Regions from separate parts of the Homo sapiens genome. Here regions 2, 3 and 4 are each linked to region 1. A link is a contact called in ENCODE Hi-C or POLR2A ChIA-PET data. All regions are on one chromosome and are shown on one strand. The core of a region is the stretch at or near the end of the contact, and the rest is flanking DNA. Distances in the headings are between cores, read along the strand shown. Region 1 holds the start of LYPD3 (LY6/PLAUR domain containing 3). Region 2 holds the start of BCL3 (BCL3 transcription coactivator). Region 3 overlaps LIPE (lipase E, hormone sensitive type). Region 4 holds the start of LIPE-AS1 (LIPE antisense RNA 1).

Region 1 (3,803 bases), core at 410-2,909:
TTTCTATCACCACTGGTTAGTTTTGTCTGTTCTGAAACTTCATATATATTCAGTTACACAGTATGTTTTGTTTGTTTGTTTAAGGCTTTCTAAACTCAACACCAAGTTTTTTCTTTTTTTAAAATAAAATGAGATGGGATCTCACTATGTTGCACAGCCTGGTCTCAAAACCCCTGGGTTCAAGTGATCCTCCCACCTTGGTGTCTCAAAGTGCTGGGATTACAGGTGTGAGCCACTGTGCCTGGCCCCAACACAAAGTTTTTGAGATATGTTGCTGCATATATCAGGTGTTGGATCTTTTCTATTGCTGTGTAGTATTCCATTGGCCGAACCAACCACTCTCTTTTGCCATTCACTTCTTTTTCTTTTTCCTTTTTTAAAATCATATATCCTACTCTCAGATCCATTTACTTTTTTTTAATTTTTAAATTTTTAAATTTTTTTTTTTGAGACAGGGTCTCACTCTGTTGCCCAGGCTGGAGTGCAGTGGCGTGATCTCAGCTCACTGCAACCTCCACCTCCTGGGCTCAAGTGATTCTCCTGCCCTACCCTTCCGAGTAGCTGGGACAGCAGGTGCACGCCACTGCACCTGGCTAATTTTTTTAAATTTATTATTTTTTTTTAATAGAGATGAGGTTTCGCCATGTTGCCCAGGCTGGTCTCAAACTCCTGATCTCAAGTGATCCACCCAGCTCGGCCTCCCAAATTGCTGGGATTACAGGCATGAGCCACCGCGCCCGGCCTCCATTTACTTCTTGATGGCTAGCTGCACTATTTCTCAGGTTGATCATATTAGGAAGCAAATCTATTATGTCCTCCAGCTCATTTAGACCCTCTTAAAGGTTCTCTACTATTCTCAAAATTAATCCAAATCTCTTGTCGGGGCCTCTGATGCCCTGAGTGTCTCGGCCTCTGCCTGACTCTTTCATCTCAGTTCCTGCCCTTCTCTCATGGACTTCTGAGCTCAGGAGCACTGCTCTCCTTTCCATGTTTGAATGGTCCATCCTACCTCCTACCTCCAGGTGCTCCCACGTGCTGTTCCCTCTGCTTGTAAAGGGCTGTGTCCCTCTCTTGACCTGCTCTAGCTGGCTACATCCTGCATGCCCTTGAGGTTGCATCTCAGATAACCTCAAGGAAGCCCTCACCGACCAGCCCCCACTTCTAGACTGCACATCTCCTTGTATCACTACACTTTTTCCTTCAGTGTCTTAGTCTCTTTGGTAAACACCAATTTGTACGATTATTTGATTAGCATCTGTCTCCCCCATCAGACTGTGAGCTCTGCCAGGACAGGCACTGGTTCTGTCTTCATCTCCAGCATTACCTAGACCAAAGCCGGGCACACTGTAGATGCTCATTTAACAGTTACCGAACACTGAATGTCGAGTAGCCCCAGCCTGTCTTTAAGCCCCACTACTCTCCCACTCCAAACACACACAGACTTTCTCCCGCGAGCTGTCAGGGAACCTCAGCTCCCACCCTTTCCCTCCTTGGCAACTTCACAGGGCAGGGACCGCTCTCCCTTGGATGACGCGCCTAGGGGCGGGGCCCCGCCCCACAGCCGACGCTGAGTTGGCCCGGTTGGGCAAGGCTGGGGTTGCCTGGGGCGAGGTTACTCATCCTGGGCTCAGGTAAGAGGGCCCGAGCTCGGAGGCGGCACATCCAGGGGGGACGCCAAGGGAGCAGGACGGAGCCATGGACCCCGCCAGGAAAGCAGGTGCCCAGGCCATGATCTGGACTGCAGGCTGGCTGCTGCTGCTGCTGCTTCGCGGAGGTGGGTCTGCTGCCCGGAGAGGTGGAGGGGGTAGAGTGGGGGCTCTTAGGGAGGAGGCTCCTCTGGCCCCGTACAGAGAAGGCTGTGGGAAGGATCCCCACATAAGCAGAGGGCACTGTGGGCAAAGTTCCCCCATCCTAAGCAAGGGAGGCAGAGGGAAGGGTCCTCCACCATGGGCCGTAGGAAGGGTTCCCCACCACGGACAAGGGGAGCTGTGGGCAAAATTTTCCTATCCTGAAGCTGCAGAAAGAAGTCCCCTGTTCCTAGGCCGGGCGCGGTGGTTCATGCCTGTAATCTCAGCACTTTGGGAGGCCGAGGCAGGCGGATCATGAGGTCAAACGATCGAGACCAGCCTGGCCAACATGGTGAAACCCTGTCTCTACTAAAAATACAAAAATTAGCTGGGCGCGGTAGCGCGAGCCTGTAGTCCCAGCTACTCGGGAGGCTGAGGCAGGAGAATCGTTTGAATCCAGGAGGGGAGGTTGCAGTGAGCCGAGATTGCGCCACTGCACTCCAGCCTGGCGACAGAGCGAGACTCCGTCTCAAAAAAAAAAAAAAGAAAAAAAGAAAAAAAGAAAAAAGTGTTCCCTGTCCTGGGCAGAGAAGCTGTGGGTAGTGTTCTCTCATTTGAGCAGAAGGGGGCTGTGGGAAGGGATCCCTCACTGAGCACAGTCTACTGTGGGAAAAGTTCTCCCACACACTGTGGGAAAAGTTCTCTCATTCTGAGCAGAAAACCGTGAGGAGGTATCCTTCCTACCCCGGGATGAGGGGCTTCATGGCGGGGATCGCCTACAGTGGGCATACAGGGCTGTCGGAAGGATGTGCCCACAGTTGGCATAGTGGGTGTGAAGGAAAAGGGTCCAGTGATTCCCGTGCTTCCAGATTTGTGGAAAGCTTTTCCCTACTCCTGCCCTGGAAAAGTGTGTGCAATAAGACTGTCTAATCCCGGGACAGAGGGCATGGGAAGGACTATTTCTCCTTGGGGGTGGACGCTTTAGCAAGGAGGGCTCAGGTCTATTCGGCTCCGCTCCCCCAGGAGCGCAGGCCCTGGAGTGCTACAGCTGCGTGCAGAAAGCAGATGACGGATGCTCCCCGAACAAGATGAAGACAGTGAAGTGCGCGCCGGGCGTGGACGTCTGCACCGAGGCCGTGGGGGCGGTGGAGACCAGTGAGTGGGGACCCCCGGGCCACGCACACCACTGCAGGCTCCTCCGGCCCAGCCCCGCCTCCTTATAGTCCTTTCTGGATCTGGCCACGCCCCTTTAACGCGGCCCCACCCCTCCCTTTCAGCCTGGCCGGGACCCTACGACACAGCCTTGCAGGCCAGGCCTTCTCTATTAACAATTACAAGCGCGAGGAGCAGAGAGTTGAGAACTGGGTGGGGCGGACGGGGAGAGCTCGGGTTTGGAACGAGGTCACGTCCTATGCACTTTTTCTGCTCCACCAATGAGACCTCCCCATCCCTGCCTGTCAACCAGGCTGTCTCCTCCGACTCAGCTCTTTGAGGTTCCGCCCCCGTTCCGTGACCCCGCTCCTCCCTGCTTCGGTCGTTCTTTCCGCTCTGAGCGGCTCTTTGGGGGCGTCCATCCGCCAATTCCTGCCTGTCGGTCCTGTGGTGTTGGCCTATTTGAGGCCCCGCCCCTCCCAGACCCTACCCAACTCTGGGCCACGCCCCATCTGAGACCACGCCCACAGCTAATCCCGCCCTTGTCCCTCTCCCTAGTCCACGGACAATTCTCGCTGGCAGTGCGGGGTTGCGGTTCGGGACTCCCCGGCAAGAATGACCGCGGCCTGGATCTTCACGGGCTTCTGGCGTTCATCCAGCTGCAGCAATGCGCTCAGGATCGCTGCAACGCCAAGCTCAACCTCACCTCGCGGGCGCTCGACCCGGCAGGTCCGTGGGGGCCGGGCCGTAGCTGCGGGGGCGGAGCCACATTCGGGCCTGCCAAGATAGAGGTGGAGCCGTGGCAGAGGCGGGAGTACTCGACCTGGGCTGGGGGTGGGGTCACACTCTGGGGCGGGGCCAAGA
Region 2 (3,767 bases), core at 610-3,109, 1.3 Mb before region 1:
AATACTTTGGGAGGCCGAGGCGGGCGGATCACCTGAGGTCAGGAGTTCAATACCAGTCTGGGCAACATGGTGAAACCCTGTCTCTACTAAAAATACAAAAATTAGCCAGGTGTGGTGGTGCATGCCTGTAATCCCAGCTACTCGGGAGGCTGAGGCACAAGAATCCCCTGAACTTGGGAGGCGGAGGTTGCAGTGAGCCGAGATCACGCCAATGCACTCCAGCCTGGGCGACAGAGCAAAACAAAACTCTGTCTCAAAAAACAAAAACAAAAACAAACAAAGGCGAGGGGACCATGGCAGCAGGCAAATCCATACCAACCCATCACACAGACGGGGAAAACTGAGGCCTGCTTTCTCACTCTTGGAATAGGAAAGCTGGGAGGCCGTGGCAGAACTCCTGATGCACATAGCTTGAGGCTCTCCAGCTGTCACGCTGATGGGGTGGAGGGTGCAGAAACTACCTAAAGTTTTGGGGCTCTGTAGAACGGCTCTCTGCAGCTTTGGGGGTCAATTGGGGATGGTGACGTGGCCACAGCTGTGGTAGAGGACACCCCTTCTTGAGATCAGGGATGGAGATAGGATGGAGAGAAGAGTGTGTGGTCTTCGTCATCTGCTGATCCTTGTGGGCCCTCTGTTCTTGAACTCCCAAGTTTCCAGGTCCTCGTATCTCCAATACCAGGCCTTGAGGCCTTGAGGCTTTCTGTCTGGAGACCCCTGAAATTTTCATCCTGCCTCTAAATTACCCAAAGTCTCAGAATTACCCAATCTTAGGATCCTCAGTCCCCTGATCCCTTCTGCCCACCTGATCTTGACCTCAAATAGGACCCTGATCACTTGTGGCCCCACATAACTGAGTACCCAGAAACCCGGGTCTCTGTTCTCCTGGGTCCTCAAGACCCCCTGGTATCTGGGTCCCTGGAGCTCTGGTTCATTTCCTTGGATCCTTGTGATCCCAGATATTGGGGTGCTCAGAACCCCATCTCTGTTTTCATAATGCCCATGTCTCCAGATATCTTGGTTCCTGAGATTGTGACATCCTGAGATCCTCAGTATCTGTCTCCTTAGAACCCCAGTCTCTGTTACCCTGACTCCCTTTGATTCTAATAATATCAGGATACAGGGAACCCCAGTTTCTCCAGCCCAGCTCAGCTTCCTCATAACGCTACACATCTGGCTTAAGAGCTTGTACTTTCTTGCCCCTAGGATACCAGGCTCTGTGCCCTGATTCCCTGACACCCCCATATTTGTACCACTGGGCATTGTCCCTGGCCCCCCCCCCCCCACGTCACTCAGCCCCTGGGCTTTGCCCCCCAGGGTCCCCAAATCCCCAGATCCCAAGGCACAGCTTACTGGCTCCCCGATGATCTCATATCTATATCCTTGGAACCTGGGCTTATATCCTCTTGTCCCCCAGGTCCCTGGAGAGACACCGGTTTGTGCCTCAAGCTCTGCCTCCTGGCTCTGGTGACCCTATGCTCTGTGTGGATCCCACCCGGCCCGGACCCTCGGGGGCCACTCACCGGGGTAGTAAAGCGCCTCCGGCCGGGCCAGGCCGTGGGGGGGCCCGGGGACCGCCGGCAGGTCGCAGCCGCCGCGCAGAGGGTCCAGGGGGACGACAAGGCCCGCAGCGCCGCGGGGAGCGGCGGGCTCCGGGGAGGGCGCGCGCAGCGGGCGCTTGCGGAGCGGCAGCGCGGCGCCCGGGAGTCCGGCGGCCTTGGGCCGGGTGCGCAGGTCCACGGGCCCCTCGTCCATGGCCCCCGCGGGGCATCGGGGCATGGGGCCGCCGGGGACGGCGGCCGGAGAGCGGCTGGGCTCGGCTGCACGGGAGGGTGGTTTCGCCGGGCGCCGGGACTTCCCCTGCAGCCGGCTGAACTGAAGGGACTTTTGTCGGCCGGGGCGGTGCCGGCCGCCCGCCTCCCCGCCCCCGGCCCCCCCGGGGCCACCCGTACGCCCCAGGGGTTTCCTGGACCCGCCGCTGCTCCCGCCGCTCTGAGGTGCAGCCTGCCCTGCGCCCCGCCCGCGCCGCGCCCCGCTTGCCCCCTCCCGGCCCGCGGCGCCTGGGGCAGCCAGGCCTCGGCGGGGGAGGGAGAGGAAAGGAGGGGTGGGGGGAGAGGAGGCGGGGTCGGGGGGTGGGGGGGTGTCCCCACCCCTGCTGCCAAGGGCCGCTCTCTCTGCCTCTGTTTTTGTCTTTCTGGCCCTATCTCTCAACATCTCTATCTCTGAGTCTGTAACTGTCTCTCTGGTTCTCCTGTCTGAGTAGGTGTTTCTCTCCGCAACCCCGCGTTTGTCTCTGTGTGCTCTGTTCCGTCTCTGTCTCTCTCTTTTGTCTCTTTGTGTCTGTCACCATCTCTCTGCCTCTCAGTTGCTGTCTGCTTCTCTGTCTCTCAGGAGGCCTTGGCATCTCTGGGACGGGGTTTGGAATCTCGGTTCCCACTTACTCGCTGGGTGACCTTGGCCAAACACTTCCCCTCTCTGAGCCGTTTCCTCCTTAGTGGGAGTGAAGAGACGCACCCGGGGCAGGGACTGGCACTCGGCAGGCGGCCAGGAACGATTCCTCTCCCTCCCCTCTTCCATCTCTGCCACTCCACGTGCCTCATCAGCTGTGGGTCTAAAGGGGCTGGGGGTGGGGTGAGGGTGGGGAGCGCTCCACTGATTGTGTCTCTGCACTCGTTGGGGGCCCTGCCCCCAGCCGGGGCCCGCGGGGCACCGGGGTGGGTGCTCGGAAAATCCTAGGTGCACAGAGAGAAAGAGACATGGAGACAGGCGCAGAGATCTTGAGAGAAAGAGAGATAGCAAGAGACACGGACACCAGGCCAGAGTCAGCGCGACCGAGGCCGGTGCTGCAGGAGCGGGGAGCAGTTTGGCTTCCCCCCGACTTCCCCTCCCACCTCGAGGAGGGGTTGATGGGTGGGGAACAGGCTAGGCGGGTTGGGGGCATGACTCAGGCTGGAGATGGGAGGGAGGGAGGAGGGAGGCGGGACTCTTCCCCGTCTCCTCCCCTCCTCTCCCTCTCCCCGCCCCGGGGTGGGGCCCCGAAGGTCCGGGGCTTTCCCGGATTTCCCTGGGGGCGGGGCAGCCGCTGGGGTTGAGTCCGGGTCACTGAGTCACAGGAGGCGGAGAGGGAGGCTTTGGGGACACAGGGGGCGGGGCATGGGGGCTGCACCCCGGACTTGCCCAGGGGGCACGCGGCGTCTCTCTGGTTCTCTCCCCCGGTCTCCTTCTGTCTTCGAAACTTGCCTGACCTCCCTCTGGTTGTCTCCTGCCCCGCCCTCTGTCTCTGTCTCCCCATCTCTGTTGCTGTCTCTGTGTCCCCTGGGACCTTGAAAGTGGGTATTGGGGCCCCGGGAAGGGACTTTGGCCGGACTCGGGCCCCACCCGAGTGGATCGTTAACCCAGGATGTGAGAAGTGGCTGTGTGGAGAGGCCTCACCCCTTCCCTTCCTTTCGACCTCTCTCTGGATCTCCCTTATCCCCCTTCATGGCGAAACATCCCGAGCACAGACCTGTGTTAATTCCACCTCCACCCCTTGCTCCCGGTGGGACCTCAGACAAGCCATCCCCTGCCTTGAGACTCAGTTTGTTCTTCTGGAAAATGGGACCAATGGCAACCCCTGCCTGCTGGTGTTGTGGGGGCCACAGCAAGGGAAGAGGGGAGGAATTCGGTTGGACAGGCTGGGGGCTGTGTTCCCTGCCCATCCAACCCCACCCCTGGGGACCCTCAGACACAGGAGAGGGGTGTGGAGCACTATCCCAATGCACAGAAAGGAA
Region 3 (3,751 bases), core at 30-2,529, 1.0 Mb after region 1:
GTGGACAACAAATCAAAGAGAACAAAATCAGAAATATATAAAGATCTGTCATAGTCACCCAGGTAATGATGCTACCGCCTGGACCAGGGAGGAGGCAGTGGAGGTGGGGAGAAGGGCCAGGTTCCAGAGGCCTTTAGTAGGCATAGTGGGCAGGACTAGGGGATGGATTGCATGGGAGTTGGGGGGTGGGGAGGTGGCCAGGATGACATCCTGGGTTCCAGCTTGAGCAAATGGGGAGAGGTTTGTTCTCAACACACACACAGAGACCAAGACACGCACAAGCATGTATATCCATTCATACATAAACAAACACGCCCACACAAGCTCACAGGCCAAGAGAAACAGAGACACAGATACATTCACAGGCATACAAACATTCATACCTTCAAATGTACCAGTGCCGACGGACACAGGCCAGGACACACGCCAGCCATGACACATACCTGCAGAGGTACATATGTACACGTGAACCCCAGACACACTCACACCCGACCAGAAAGCATATACTTTGAAGCACAGACAGAGGGAGCAGCACACAGAAACACAGCAGAGATCAGCAGCTCTGCCCTGGAGCTGCCCCCTGCTGGCCGTGTGACCCCGGGGGTTATGTCACCTTTCTGTGCCTCAATTTTGTCATCTGCCAAAAGGGATGATAATGGTCTCTCCCTCATAGGTTGTGGGGCAGGCGACATGAGTCACTTCACATAAAACACATAAAGAAATCTCATCACCTCCTTTGAGAATGAAAAAAAAAAAAAAAAGAAAAGAAATCCCAGCACTTTGGGAGACCAAGGCAGGAGGATTGCTTGAGCACAGGAGTTCGAGACCAGTCTAGGCAACACAGCTAGACTCGATCCCTATTTTTAAATTAAACACACACACGCACAGAGAAAGAGACCAGGCACGCAGAGGCTGTTGGTGCAACGTTTGCTCTTTTATGCACACACTCTCGGGGATCCAGCCACTCATTGTCCCCACCTGCATCTGATTCCAGGCTTCCTGGCTTCAGAAGCCTTTGCTTCCTCCCAGGCCCCACACCTGGCCCTTCCTCCATCCCCCATCCACCCCCACCCCACTTCCTTCCCCACCGCCCTCCTTACCCCTGCTCAGTCCCCAGGAGTCGGATTCAGCTGTCCAGAAACTCTTCAGGGCAAAGAAAGGTCCAGTGCCCAGTCAGTGGGACACCACCCAAAGCCAAATCCCCTCTGCCCTACCTCTCCCCTAGTCCTTACCCACGGCCCCAGTGGGCCTACCCCTGCCCCAGTGCCCTCTGCCAGGGATTCCTGGCGAGTTGCTGGCAACCTCAGCATCCCTTCCTGCCAGCTCCACCCAGCCCAGTCCTCGGGGAGCCGCCTGGAACAGGACAAAGGGCAGAGCTCTGGAGTCCCTAGGGCCTGGGTCCAGCCCCTTCCCCACTCCTTTGTGCAGTCACTTGTTTTGTTGGAAATGTCCCCTCTCCTCATCTTTTTATTTATTTTATTTTAATTTTTTTGAGACAGAGTTTCTGTCTTGTTGCCGAGGCTGGAGTGCAATGGTGTGATCTTGGCTCACCGCAACCTCTGCCTCCCAGGTTCAAGCGATTCTCCTGCCTCAGCCTCCCGAGTAGCTGGGACTACAGGCACGCGCCACCATGCCCGGCTAATTTTGTATTTTTAGTAGAGACAGGGTTTCTCCATGTTGGCCAGGCTGGTCTCGAACTCCCGATCTCAGGTGATCCACCGGCCTCAGCCTCCCAAAGTGGTGGGATTACAGGTGTGAGCCACGGCGCCCGGCCCCCACTCCTCATCTTAAAAGATCCCTACCGGCATGGATGCTACCACTTTACCAAGGGGCGGCAGTGCACCAGGCACTGTCCAAAGGCTGAATAAAAAAGGCAAAAGTCCCTGCCCTCAGGGAGTTTACAATCTAGTGAGGGAATCAGAGAGCAAACAATATAAATTCAGGCATGTCTCAGAGATATTTGGGGTTCAATTCCAGACCACTTGATAAAGTGAGTCACACAAATTTGTTGGTTTCCCAGTGCATAGAAAAGTTATGTTTACACTATCCTGTAGTCTATTAAAGTGTACAACAGCATATGTCTAAAAATACCATGTACATATTTTAATTTTTTTTTTTCTGTAGAGACGGAATCTCACTATGTTGCCCAGGCTAGTCTCGAACTCCTAGCCTCAAGTGAGCCTCCTGCTTTGACCTCCCAAAGTGCCAGGATTACAAGCATGAGCTACCACGCCTGGCCCCATACTATGCTAATGATCATCTGAGCCTTCAGCAAATCCTCATCTTTTTGCTGGTGGAGGGTCTTGCCCCAGTGGTGGTGGCTGCTGACTCACGAGGGTGGTGGTTGTAGAAAGTGGCTGTGGCAGTTTCTTAAAATAAGGTAACAATGAACTTTTCTGCTTCGATTCACTCACAAAACTGTTCTCTGTAACATGTGATGCTGTTTGATAGCATTTGGTCCACAGTAGAACTTTCAAAATTGGGGTCAGGCCAGGCACGGTGGCTCACACCTATAATCCCAGCACTTTGGGAGGCCGAGGTGGGCAAATCACCCAAGGTCAGGAGTTTGAGGCCAGCCTGGCCAACATGGTAAAACCCCGTCTCTACTAAAAATACTAAAATTAACCAGGCGCGGTGGCAGGCACCTGTAGTCCCAGCTACTCAGGAGGCTGAGGTAGGAGAATCACTTGAACCTGGGAGGCGGAGGTTGCGGTGAGCTGAGATCGCACCATTGCACTCCAGCCTGGGCAACAAGAGCGAAACTTGTCTCAAAAAAAAAAAAAAATGGGGGTCAGTCCTGTCAAAGCCTGCTGGTGCTCTATCAGCCAAGTCTATGTCATAGTCTAAATCCTTTGTTGCCATTGTTCCTGCTATCAAATGTATTTCTGTTTTTTTATTTTTTTATTTATTTTTTGTAGAGGGGGAGGGTCTCACTATGTTACCCAGGTTGATCTCAAACTGGCCTCAAGCTATCTTCCTGCCTTGGCCTCCCAAAGTGCTGCGATTATAAGTATGAGCCACTGCACCCAGCCTACAAAATGTATTTCTAAATGTATTTCTATTTTTTATTATTTAATAAGACTTAGAGCTGGGCATGGTGGCACATGCCTGTAATCCCAGCTATTCAAGAGGCTGAGGCAGGATGATCACTTGAGGTCCAGTGTTCAAGACCAGGCTAGGCAACACAGCCCTGTCTCTTAAAAAACACAAAAAATTAGCCAGATGCAGTGACTCTCCCAGCTACTCAAGAGGCCAAGGCAGGAGGATCTCTTGAGGCCTGGAATTCAAAACCAGCCTAGGCAATATAGCAAGACTCTGTCTCTAAAAACCTGGAAAAAAAAAAATGAACCAGGCATAGTGGTGCCCATCTGTAGTCCCCACTACTCAGGAGGCTGAAGTAGGAGGATCACTTGAGCCCAGAAGTTCAAGGCTGCAGTGAGGTATGATCGTGCCACTACACTCCAGCCCAGGTGACACAGCAAGAATCCATCTCTAAAACTAAAAATTTTAAAAATAAGAATAACAAATAATAAGACTTAAAAGTTGAAATTGGCCGGGCGCAGTGGCTCACGCCTGTAATCCCAGCATTTTGGGAGGCCGAGGCAGGCGAATCACGAGGTCAGGAGATCGAGACCATCCTAGCTAACATGGTGAAACCCCGTCTCTACTAAAAATACAAAAAATTAGCCAGGTGTGGTGGCGGGCGCCTGTCGTCCCAGCTACTCAGGAGGCTGAGGCAGGAGAATGGCGT
Region 4 (3,688 bases), core at 1,017-3,516, 1.1 Mb after region 1:
GAGGATTGAAATGTTACCCTCAGGTGTCAGCAATGAGCAGGTGACCTCAGTGACCTTGTCCAGAGCCACTGCAGGGTCATGGCCGTTAGGCAGCCAGACATAGTGGGTTGAAGAGGGAGTGGAAGGTAAGGGATTGAGCCAGTGGGCGCCACAAGAGAGCCTGATACAGGGCACATGTGTTTAGAGATGATGGACATGTTTGAATGCTGGAGGAGTGGGAGAGACTGAAGATGCAGAAACAAGAAAGCCGTTTCCTCACGGGGTGCGAAGCAAGGGATCCTCAGCTCAGAGGTCCTCGTTCACCCAGCAAGTGACTTCTGAGTCAGGGCCTGTGCTGGGGCAGGGAGCTGTAGCCCAGAACTCTTCCTGAAGGTCCAGATCCACTGGCCTGAGTCACCACTCTCCTTGTCCAACTCATAGAACCCCTTGGTCACCTCTGTCAAAACAGTCACTACCCATCAACCTGCTCCTCTTTTCCTGTCCCCACCTCAGAGATGGCTCCACTGTCCTCCAGACTAGAGCTCTGGGTCTCATGCTGGACAACCCCTTGTCCCATAGCCCATCAATCCCCACTTTCTGTTCTCTCTGCCTCCTGAATCTCCTTATTTATTTTTCTTTCTTTCTTTTTTTTTTTTTTTTTTTTTGAGATAAGGTCTCACTCTTGTGCAGGTTGGAGTGCAGTGGCACCATCTTGGCTCACTGCAGCCTCGACTTCCCGGGCTCAAGTGATCCTCCTGCTTCAGCCTCCTCAGTAGCTTGGACCATAGGCATGCACCACCACACCTGGCTAATTTTTCTTTTTTTTTTTTTTATTTTGAGTCTCACTCTGTGGCCCAGGCTGGGGTGCAGTGGCGCGATCTCAGCTCACTGCAACCTCCCCGTCCTGGGTTCAAGCAATTTTCTGCCTTAGCCTCCCGAGTAGCTGGGATTACAGGTGCCCACCACCAAGCCTGTCTAATTTTTTGCATTTTTAGTAAAGACAGGGTTTCACCATCTTGGCCAGGCTGGTCTTGAACTCCTGACCTCGTGATCCACCCGCCTCGGCCTCCCAAAGTGCTGGGACTACAGGAGTGAGTCACCGCGCCTGGCCACACCTGGCTAATTTTTTGTAGAGATGAGGCTGTCACTATGTTGCCCAGGCTGGTCTTGAACTCCTTGGCTCAAGTGATCTTCCCGCCTCAACTTTCCAAAGTGCTGGGATTACAGACACGAGCCACAGCACCAAGCCTTGCCTCCTGAATCTCTATCTTATCCCCTCGGCCTCTTCCCTGATCCAGGCTCCACTCTCTCCTACCTGAATCCCTGCCAGAGCCACCTCCTGGGCTACTGGCTTCCAGTCTCATTCCTCCAGTTCTGGACCAACTATGACCTTGTCCTCCACTACTCTCAACCCTTCCATGGCTCTCCACTACCCCCTCACCCTCAGGACAAAGTCCAAGCTCCTCAGCCTGGCCTCTGCTCATCTCTTCGGCCTCCTCCAGCCTTACAGTTCCCCTGCTGGCCATACAGACTTGACTGGCCTTCCGCTTAGGCACCTGCACGCAGTACTGCTCCTGCATGCCTCCCTGTCTTTGGTCACGCTGAAACACCCTCCCCACACCCATTTTGCCTGGCATCTCCACTTTGCCTGGCACCTTCTGCTCCTCCAAGATCCAGCTCCAATGGCCCCTCCCCTGGAAACCCTTTCCCGACCACGCCAAACTCAAAAAAGTCTCTCCTGGGCTCCCACCGTCTCCGCACACCCATGCCCATCAACGTCCATCCTCCCATCTGACCCGGGCTCCTTGAGGGCACGGCCCAGGCCTGACTCATCTTGGTCACCAGCATCGCCCAGCACGAGGCTTGGCACACCAGAAGCCTCAGGAAATGTTTGTCTAACTAATAGGTGGGAGAGTGTGTGAGTGAGTGGCTAGACGAGGGAATCCGTGAGTGAGAGAATTGAGGGCAGGAAGGGCAGAACGGATGAAGGAACAGGAAGGCAGGAGCAGACGAGAATCAGGCTTAGGGTGGGAGGAACGGATGGATGAATAACAGATCCAGTATCCCGGTCTCAGTTTCTCCAAGAAAGCAAGATGGGTTCGCCGGGACTGAGCTCCTCCCCCCTCCGCCTCAAGCCTCACTAAGCCTCACGGTTTTCCACCCGAGCTATGTGCAGAATCCTAATACTAGGCGTGCTGGAAAGGGCTTACCCGGCCAGACTCGGAGAACCCGTTCCCTCGCGAGCCCGCTCGGGCCTCTGCGGAGTGGACCAGGATTCCGATCCCTCAGGTTCCGGGTCTATTGGCCGACTGACTGGGCCTGGCAGAGACTGGCGTCTCCGAAAGCCTATCGCTGCCCGAGTTGGGCTGTGGGCCCCGCCTACCAGGCAAAGGGTCCTGAGTGGCCCAGGGAGGTAGAAGGCCGAGTGTCCATTGGCTGGAAGATAGTGACTGACGTCATGGATAGCTTTCGCCGCCAGACTCCAAAGAAGCGCCTCGCGTGTCGGACCCGCCTCCGGAGGGACTGAGTCGGGGTGGGAGCCCTGGGCGTAGACGGTCGCAGAATGGTCGTGAATGGAGTTTCTGGCCCCACATACCTAGGCTGTTTGCTGACCCGATCCTTGGGTCTTGAGGAAGGTTGGGGATTTGAGAGTTCAGACTCCTTGGTTCTGAAGGAGGAGAAGTCTGGGACCCGAGGAAGGAGGGACTAGGGGCCCGGACTCCTGGGTCAGAGGGAGGAGGGGGCTGGAAACCTGAAGGTTTGGTGTCTAGGAGCGGGAACTCCGGGATCTTGAGTCACTCGCCCGCCCAGGGATGACAGGTTTGGGGTTCAGGATTTTATGAGGCTATTTATGGGAAGGGAGCCAGGCCTTACCCCCAGGCAAGTGTTCTGGGTAATGAGGCGGAGCTTGTAATGGAGAGGGAGAAGGAAGAGGCTCAGGGGAAGCTCTGGCCTGGATATGCCCTTTCCTCATCCCGAAAAGGGAAGTCAGAGGCAGGTGCTGTCTGCAAAAGGAACCCAGAGCTAGAGGAGACTGGAGACTCACGTGAGACTAAGAGAAAAATAGAGATACCAAAGGGGAGATGGCAAAAATAAAACAGTAATAATAACAGAGCTCTCTTGTACTGAGTTTACTGTGGCCTGGTTCTGTGCTGAGCATTTTACATAATTATCTCATGTCTTCCTCGCCACAGCTCTGAGAGATTGGATTATTATTAGTAGTATTATCCCCAGTTTACAAGTGAGAAAATTGAGGCCTAGTGAGGGAGAATCCAGATACAGATGTAAAGATACAAGAGAGACACAAAACATAGATGGAGATAAACAAAGAGTTACAGGCCCAGAGAGAAAAAAGAAAACGCAGGCAACAAACAAAAGGAGAGGGGCTGAGAGCTGGGACTCCTGGGGCTGGGGAACTGGAGAGCTGGGGACCCGGACTCCTGGGTCCTGGGGAAAGCAGGTCCAAGGATGGGGTCTCCCAGATATTTTCTCCCGTGAATCCACGATACTAAGCTTGTCCAACCCTTCTGACTGTGGGCGTGAGCCTGGTTGGGGTCGAAAATAGTGATTAGGAGGTGCACTTGCATCATGAGCCTATTAGGAGGTGATAAGAACATGATTCATGGCGGTCTCCTTCGCCTGGAAGGGACCTTTCCCCCATGGCCTCTGTTCTTTGATCTGGACAGATCTGGCCTTCTCTGTCCCTCCC

The links. Hi-C counts contacts between places; a loop is a spot of excess contacts on that map. ChIA-PET counts read pairs that join two places held with the same protein, here RNA polymerase II (POLR2A). Pooled maps may share reads with other maps.
Region 2: a loop to region 1 is called in a pooled map, with 7 times the contacts of the local background. The contact joins the promoter of BCL3 here to the promoter of LYPD3 in region 1. A Hi-C loop is called at or near these places in 8 of 50 pooled maps. POLR2A ChIA-PET finds 5 or more read pairs at or near these places in 2 of 52 experiments (B cell and WTC11).
Region 3: a map with no recorded cell type shows a loop between it and region 1 (6-fold over the local background). The contact joins the enhancer-like site here to the promoter of LYPD3 in region 1. A Hi-C loop is called at or near these places in 1 of 37 single-sample maps with no recorded cell type and 5 of 50 pooled maps. POLR2A ChIA-PET finds 5 or more read pairs at or near these places in 1 of 52 experiments (WTC11).
Region 4: a pooled map shows a loop between it and region 1 (5-fold over the local background). The contact joins the promoter of LIPE-AS1 here to the promoter of LYPD3 in region 1. A Hi-C loop is called at or near these places in 1 of 37 single-sample maps with no recorded cell type and 4 of 50 pooled maps. POLR2A ChIA-PET finds 5 or more read pairs at or near these places in 2 of 52 experiments (Caco-2 and Panc1).

What each region holds. Positions count from the first base shown.
Region 1 is chr19:43,463,464-43,467,266 of GRCh38, reverse strand. LYPD3 (LY6/PLAUR domain containing 3) reads left to right here and starts at 1,659. Exons shown (of 5, transcript NM_014400.3): 1 at 1,659-1,774; 2 at 2,811-2,942; 3 at 3,498-3,668. The coding sequence starts at 1,696. RefSeq lists an enhancer at 2,907-3,438 and a silencer at 3,681-3,803.
Region 2 is chr19:44,746,800-44,750,566 of GRCh38, reverse strand. BCL3 (BCL3 transcription coactivator) reads right to left here and starts at 1,859. Exons shown (of 9, transcript NM_005178.5): 1 at 1,521-1,859. The coding sequence starts at 1,776. RefSeq lists silencers at 1,621-2,210, 2,621-2,750, 2,811-3,290.
Region 3 is chr19:42,417,020-42,420,770 of GRCh38, reverse strand. All of the region lies in intron 1 of LIPE (lipase E, hormone sensitive type), which reads left to right. All of the region lies in intron 1 of LIPE-AS1 (LIPE antisense RNA 1), which reads right to left. Among named protein-coding and RNA genes, the nearest start is that of LIPE, 8.5 kb to the left of the region's middle. Within about 2 kb of position 1,279, at least 3 of the 41 ENCODE cell types and tissues checked have a DNase peak (open chromatin) inside an H3K27ac peak, as active enhancers do.
Region 4 is chr19:42,395,726-42,399,413 of GRCh38, reverse strand. LIPE-AS1 (LIPE antisense RNA 1) reads right to left here and starts at 2,266. Exons shown (of 3, transcript NR_073180.1): 1 at 2,190-2,266. LOC101930071 (a long non-coding RNA gene) reads right to left here and starts at 2,286. Exons shown (of 2, transcript NR_126041.1): 1 at 2,190-2,286. RefSeq lists enhancers at 1,198-1,881, 1,882-2,565, 2,420-2,579, 2,600-2,739.